2 separate regions of the Homo sapiens genome follow, and region 2 is linked to region 1. Evidence: chromatin contacts called from ENCODE Hi-C or POLR2A ChIA-PET data. All regions are on one chromosome and are shown on one strand. The core of a region is the stretch at or near the end of the contact, and the rest is flanking DNA. Distances in the headings are between cores, read along the strand shown. Region 1 overlaps RAD51B (RAD51 paralog B). Region 2 overlaps RAD51B (RAD51 paralog B).

The links. Hi-C counts contacts between places; a loop is a spot of excess contacts on that map. ChIA-PET counts read pairs that join two places held with the same protein, here RNA polymerase II (POLR2A). Pooled maps may share reads with other maps.
Region 2: a loop to region 1 is called in a map with no recorded cell type, with 8 times the contacts of the local background. The contact joins two enhancer-like sites. A Hi-C loop is called at or near these places in 1 of 37 single-sample maps with no recorded cell type and 5 of 50 pooled maps. POLR2A ChIA-PET finds 5 or more read pairs at or near these places in 3 of 52 experiments (GM12878, WTC11 and activated B cell).

Annotation. Positions count from the first base shown.
Region 1 is chr14:68,366,816-68,370,576 of GRCh38, forward strand. The region is part of intron 8 of RAD51B (RAD51 paralog B); the gene reads left to right. Among named protein-coding and RNA genes, the nearest start is that of RAD51B-AS1, 320 kb to the right of the region's middle. RefSeq lists an enhancer at 2,392-2,491. Within about 2 kb of position 2,141, at least 6 of the 41 ENCODE cell types and tissues checked have a DNase peak (open chromatin) inside an H3K27ac peak, as active enhancers do.
Region 2 is chr14:68,467,277-68,471,037 of GRCh38, forward strand. RAD51B (RAD51 paralog B) reads left to right here. Exons shown (of 11, transcript NM_133510.4): 10 at 896-974. Among named protein-coding and RNA genes, the nearest start is that of RAD51B-AS1, 220 kb to the right of the region's middle. RefSeq lists an enhancer at 3,416-3,761. Within about 2 kb of position 1,600, at least 5 of the 41 ENCODE cell types and tissues checked have a DNase peak (open chromatin) inside an H3K27ac peak, as active enhancers do.

The DNA of each region.
Region 1 (3,761 bases), core at 891-3,390:
AGATATTGGCCTCTTCCGTGACCTTGTTTGACTGAAACAAAAAGTCATTGGTGGAACAAAAATTCAGAGCTCTGAACTTGGTTGAAAGAAAAGGGCAATTCTCTGAATTGGGTAATTGGATCACCCTCCCAAGTGCCCTAGGGCTTATATCAAACATATAAGAAGGGGATTAATAACTTCAGTGTATAAATGAGCTTCAGGCAGCTTCCAACTGTAACATTTCACTCTCAGGAGCTTTAGGACATAACAGATTTTTTTCAGAGCATTTTGAAGTGCTCTTTATAAAATGCAGGAAGGGACTACAGACTACTGTGGAATCTTTGTAATTGTACATGGTCCAGTCTGACAGGCAGGCAACCCGAAAGCCTCTTCAAAATGGCCACTTAATAAAACTGTTCATGAAATATACCATTTTGGGACTGAAAGATGATGACAGTGATATGTTTTCAAACTGTACTTGATATTCCCTTCCTTAGTCATAATTTTATGATCTAGACTAAATTACATGTATCATTGAGTGTGAGGATTCCAAGACTTGAGACAGACTTACGTATTTATGTGTGAGTTGTAAGGGACCATTGGAAAAGCTGAGAATTTTAAAATTCATTTATATTAATTAATTTGTTCACTCAGTATTTATTCAATGCCTACTATATATCAGACTTGAGGATATAAAAAAGTATAAAGTAGAGCAAGGCTGACAGACATTTGAAAGGCAGGTTCATGAGGATTGAAGGAACATGTGGGAAGGGAGCCATTACTTCTTAGGAGTGGGGAAAATCCAGAGGAGACTAGAGGAGATAACGAGAGATGAGTCGACAGCACAGGAAAATAAAGAAGAGTATTCCAGGCGGAGGATACAACACTTGAAATAGTTACCCAGAAAAGCTGGCCTGGTGATTAATCGGCCCAGATAAAAGAGGTAGGCTAACACTGTTATTCGTCTTTTAAAGGAGAAGGATCAAGAAGCAGTTCTGTTGGGTCCTGAGGAAGTGGGATTATTAGTGATGGACACAAAGTGCTGGTGTCACAGCTGTGGTAGAAAAAGGGAAACAAGAGAAAGCTTCTGAAAAAAATGTTTTGACAACTATTTTTATGGCTGTGGACATCCTGAGACCTCTGACAATCACATAGAAAAGAGAGCCCATAGGGAACATTTTAGAATTGATTCTTATCTTAATAGCTATCTTTTTGGCCTGTCTGGTTGCCAAAAAGAATTAGCAGAATTCTGCTGTTTATGTATTGCTGAATCAGTTTACAGGTGATGTTTTATTACTAGGGAAATATTGCTAAAGCTAGGTAGAGGTGCTTCTAAGAACTAAAGCACCAGAAACCTAATTGGGAAAGGAATTAACTTTAGTCATGTACATATTTTCATTTTTCTCCTTTAATTTTTATATTAACAGAAACCCTGTGAGGCAGGTGTTTTACCTACATTTTCACAAATGAGCACACAGCCTCGAACAAGTTAATTCCTCAGAATCCCACAGCCAGTGCATGCTAAGGCCCAAGTCCCCTTCATCCTCCATTCTCCCACCGGTCATAGCTAAGTCTTCAAGCTAATGTTCACCTGCCAGAGTAAAGGCAGAATATTTGAATTCTCTTGTATTTGTTTTAGTTTAGTTATTGACTATGTTTTTCTTCCTATAAAGTAAATATGTTTCATTCTTTCTGCACAGGTTTTCCTATAATGCCTGGGTGCTTCTAGCTAGAGAGGGCAAATTGATTTCATCTTCCATTCAACTCCAGAAGGTCTATAGTGGCCGCTTGGACTGCTGTAATGGAGTTGCTCAGCAGCCGCTCCCATATGCTCTATGATGGGGCAGTGGTGGTACAAGTGCTGCATCCCTGCTACCGAGGCTGCTGCTTTAGTATCTTTACTTCACTCTTAAAGTGGGGAATGAGAGAAATTGTCTAAAGTCCTAACACAAGACAGCCATACCTACTTCCCAAAGTAGTAAACACTCTGCTGCTGCATGTAGAATGAAATAGAGCAGTGAAATTATAAAGGAGATTTGCAGTCTAATAATTGGGAGGGAAAATGAAGTATAAGGCTAAATGAAGTAGACTACAAACACCTGAAGCATGACTACAAAATCAAGTTGACATTTTGTGGCTCATTTTCAGGGTAGCTGCCGGAATCTGGTTATGGTCGTTGTTTTTATTTTTTAGGGTTTTCCCCCATCTGTGTACAGTGAGATAGCAACCACAAAAAAACTAACAGCCTTCCTGAGTCTCTTGGCTGTAGAGTACCCAGCTCTTTTCCCTGAAGCTTGCCCTGAAGAGGCCTGGTGATACATCCCTCTTGGGAGATGTGACATGGTTCCATATTGACATTACCCACTGGGCTCATTGCTTGAGTCTCAAGGTTGTTTATGTATTTGATGTTTCATTTAAAAATAAAAGTTACTTACGGCAAAAATAGCCTAGTGCCAGTGGGTTTGGCTATTGTAAAATTTAGAAACCCATTTAGGAAACCACCATCAGGATCTTGTTGGTGCTGTATCAGCTTGGGCATATTGCCCTTCAGCACACCGGCTCTTGCACAGATTGCGTCCACTGAGTTGAATTATGGAAACCTTCCGTGAGAAAATGAGAGCACTCAGGAAGTAGTATTGGTGATCCACAAAGCATTGCTGTGTCCTCTAAGGTTCTTTCCTGGTCTCATACCATGGTTTCTTCCTGGGTAAAAAGTGAAACTGGGGTTCTGCCTTTCTCAAGGGAAAACGTGTTTGCTGCTTGGCTTTGGAATTTTGGGGCAACTCAGTCAGTGACATTTCTCTTTCACAAACTCCTCCTGTTCTTTCAAATAGGTGCCATATCTTTCACTTTCCCTATCGATACTTCATATGTTATGCCTGGCTGCTAGGTTTCATTCCAGAGCCTCTTGTGTTTAAGTAATGAATGGACTAATCATAATGACTAGCTCAGTACAGGTTGCTGAGTTGGAGACCATGGCCTAGTCATTTCTCTGATCACACAGAAGTCATTTCTGGACAAAAAGTGCTACATACTATATATCTATATCTGTCTATATATTTTTTTCTTGATCTTTCTTCTATTTTGTGCTGCAAAAACAAACTTCGAGGGGATGATTCTCTCACAGGATATGGAAATGGCCTTGGACAATGTCCAGGGTTAGTGGCACAGCTGCTGTTTCCTGCAAGGGACATCTCAAATCCAGAAGGGAAAAAAGACAAAGTTAAATATATAGCAGGAGGATAATGACTGAACCTATTAACCCATTTATGCCTAGTGTTCCATTAGTGGAACACTAAGCTTGTGGGAGTTATTTATATCCTCATGCTTAAGCTCATCACCAAGGTCTGATTTTTCACATAAAAATTTTGCAACCTCTGGCATAAATGGGTTAACAAGAAGGAAGGGATTTGCCTGTTACAAGATCTGTCTGTAATCACATATAGCCATTGGCAGAAATTACAGTTTACATTTAGAAGACATGTTTAAAACTCTTTACCAAAGGGCAACTGATCCAATAATAATGATAGCAACAACAATAACATCTATTTATGGCACCTAATAATTTTAAAGTTCCTTTGTGTACGTAGTTTTATATTCACAACAACCTAGTAAGGCCTGTAAGTTGACTGGAGAGGGCTAGGGTATGTAAAACTAGGTAAAGAACTTGGATTTTATCCTAAGCATAATGCAAAGTTTTCAGCCAGGGATGGACATGACTTGACTGACAGTTTAGGAAGATTACTTGGCCTGCTCTGTAGGAGTATAGACTGTAAGGGGGC
Region 2 (3,761 bases), core at 350-2,849, 100 kb after region 1:
GCCATTGCTGAAAACATTTTTTGATATTTTGGCTGGTATATCAGTTAACTCTTGCTGCACGCACTAATGCTTCATGACTCCACTACCAAAATCTCAGAGGCACACAGTGATATTTAACTTGTGTATCTGTGGGTCTCTAGGGGTCAACTCTTTAGCCTGAGCCTTCCTGGCCAACTCTGTTTCAGGTATCTATTGCCCTTCTTCTGAGATAGCAGACTAGCATGGACATATTTTTCTCTGACAATGGCACAAACGTTAAGAGAACAACTAGAAATACTTGAGGCTTTTTGAGGCCTCGGCTGGGAACTGGCACAACCTATGTCATGCCACCTGGCAAGTCATATGCCCAAACCCACAATCAAGGGCCATGGGAAATGCTCTACACCTTAAGTAATAGAAAATGTAGTCACGTAGTAGAGGGTTTGGTGAAGGACCAGGGCCAACAAAGAAACCTTCAATTGCTTTGCCTTTCGCAAGTTATTTTGAATATTTGCAGTGATAGTAAATCTTTTAAAGGTAGCTTTGAATTTTTTTAGTAAAACAGCTAAGTTTATAAATAAAATTAGAGAATCAAGCTAGGTTTATTTTTGGGCAGAAAGGTAGCTATTTAAGCATGTGTTATAAAATAATGAGACTTATTTCTAGAAGAATTGATTCAAGAATATGGCATTTGATGACAGAATAGTTGGAATAAGCATACAGCCTTTTAAGGTGACCACTTTGAAAGGATAACACTCATTTAAACATTGGGTTATAAAATGGTTTTTTTTTTTTTAAATAAGCCTTGTGACTTACAGTCCTATGTTACCACTTTGTCTCAAAGTGGGAAGGGGAGTGAATAGAGGCCCATCCCTGATCCTTTGACTAACCCTAGAAAAATGTGCTTTATGTGCAGATTCTTATTGCCAAGTCCCCTCTGGCTCCCTTCACCTCATTTGTCTACACCATCAAGGAGGAAGGCCTGGTTCTTCAAGGTAAGATCCTTGGATTAAGCCATTTCTTTAAGCTTATGCTCAGTGCTGCCCATTGCTAGTGGTAATTAGTGCTATGGTTCTGATAGAAGCTAGCTCCAGACAGAATCAAAAACCAAGATGCATTGGCCAGTGATATTTACCCTAGTGAGAGCAAGAGAGCGGCAGTTGTGGCAAGAATTTGACAGAGAAGATTGAGGTAGGGCCGAAGGAGACCTACAGAATTTCCTAACAGAATGAGACAATCAAAACATGAGGATCAAACCAAGAAAGCTCGGAATTGCTACCACCCCATTCCTCTTTGCAGATCCTATGGCATGAAGTGGGCAATGATTCTGACACCAGTGTGGAGGTGAGGAGCCAGTGCTGCCCCAGAGCCTTCTTGCTTAACAAGCTAAAGAACCATCTGGGTTGGCAGCCTCTGGGGCACAATGTCATGGCTCCATGAGCCCTACTTCCCTGACTCCTTCTGGTTATCTTGTTTCCTTTTCCTGTCCTGTCCTGACATGGTCTTCCTGCTGGGGACCAGACCTTTAGGACCTGCACCTTGTGACGTGAGCCCAGGACTTAGAAGGAGCTGAGTTCTTGCTTAGGGTATAGCACCCTGAGGCCACATCCTGGAACTCACTGATCTACAATGGTGATTCATTCTCAGATGCTAGATACGCCAGTGGTTAGGAAAGGCACCCGATTACAGGTCTTTCCAGAAAGCAATTAACATGAAGGGGTAAATTCCAGCACTGTTAGAAGAGTCAGCCCACAATGTCAGATGTACAAAACTGCTTTGTGGATGAGGAAGGATCTGCACAGAAGTGCTCAGGATATACATCTGTCCTCTGCTGTGGGGCAGGAGACCCCAACCACAGAGATGCTTAGGTGAATATCTGGCCTGACCCTAGAGGAGCATATTGTCACTGCTGTCCATGGGAGAAGTCCTGCCCTGAAGGATTTATAAGTTAAATATTTTTCCCAGGTTTATGAAACAGGGCAGTCCCTGTAATTTCCCCATGGAGACACAATGCAGTGCAAAGACCTAGCAGGGAATATGCAGGGCAGGCTGGAGAGTTCATGCTTCTAACTAAGGAACAGGCTGCAGCCTTCCCTTTCCTTCCCCTTCTAAAATGTCTGCTTCTTAATGGACTCACAAAGCGGCATGTTTGTTTGGTGCAGCTGAGCTCCACAGCGGGGACTCTCAGGTCCACGAAATTTGGGGTGAGAACTACGACCTTTGGCTCTTAGCCTTTGACTTATGCTATCCAAGTTCCTTGGTAAATATTTTTTTTTACAATTGCAAATAGTGTTTTCTGACAAAGGAGCAGAGATTTTAACACCAGATTAAGCAAAGCAAACAGCAGGCCTCTTTGTTACATACTCTCTACGGGTGTATAACTAATAAGCAATCAGAAAGCTGGACTTTTATTTACCCAGTACACAGGGTGGCATTCAGCTCTTCATTTTTAGAGGCCTTCTTAAAAGATTAGAAGTATAGTAAGTAGCAAATTTCGTTGAAGATTTCAAGAAATTCTATGGAAGATTACAAGACAATTTCAGGAGGAAAAAAGTTTGTTCTGCTCAGATGACGTGTGTGAAGAGGCTTGATGTGATACACGCACCCTGATCACTAGGCATTTTGTTAAATAGCATTTCTAAGCCCGGTCAAATCTGGATAACTTTTGGGATAACATTTGTGAGAAGAAGAGTCACTGAGTTGCCTCTCTGATGTTCATTGCTAAGATCATGATTTTAAGAGGGAAGAGAAAGTTATTTAGAGAAAGTAGAGCCTGGAAATACAATGAATTGGTAGAGTTTAAAAAACTGCAAGGAATGACTTTTCGAAAAAGTTGGAAAACAGGGGAGAAAGTGGATCACTAAAGGAGGCTGACCTGGAGCTGTGTCCAGGAAAGAGAAAAATTCAGGAAAATGTCTTATAATTCAAGAACAACAACCAGTAAATAAAATGCTTGGTTAGGAGACCTCAGAACCTCACCTGGTTGCTTTCTAAGTTGTTTTCTCTATCCCACTCCCCCAAGCTACACATCCCTCTCTGAGGTTTCCCAGAAGCAGTGGAACACCTCTGCTTTTACCAGCAATGCCCTTGAAAACAAACCTCTTGGCACACTCTGCCTTCTTGCTGTGTGCTCCCAAAGACTTTGGGAAAACAAAAAATGCAGGTCCCCAGAAAATGCAGGCCCCTCATTTACTAGAAAGAACCTTTGGATTTTACCTTCAGCTTTGGTATGATCTTGAGAAAATCTCTGGGCCTTGCTTTTGTCAGCTGGAAAATGAAAACATTAACCTTGATTCAAGACTTTGAAAACTGTCGCAACCCATTGGTGGGTCATGAAGTGAAATTGATGAATCACAACCAGCATTTGAAAACAGAGAGAGAGAGAAGACAGAAGAAAGAGTGAAGAAAAAATATCAGATTATATCACACATATTGTTTCATTTCATAAAATATTTCTTGTGTGATTGTGTGTTTGTGAATGTCCACATACATTATGAGTTTGTGTGGGGGCTGCAGCATAAAACGTTTTTCTTACGTGGATTGTTGTAACCATCCTGCGGGATCTCTAACAGCCTTGTCACATCAGCTTTGTCCGATCCTCCTAGGAGAGGATGTACTCATCATTCCCTTAGCTCAGCCCAGTTGTACCCTTGAGATCTCCACATACTGCAACATCAAAGCTAATTTTTCCCCCTTCTTACCACATGACCAAACTAAAAGACACCTGCATGATTCCCCAGGTTTAAAGCAAAGAAACCCTTGGTCCCTGGGTGGAAAACTTG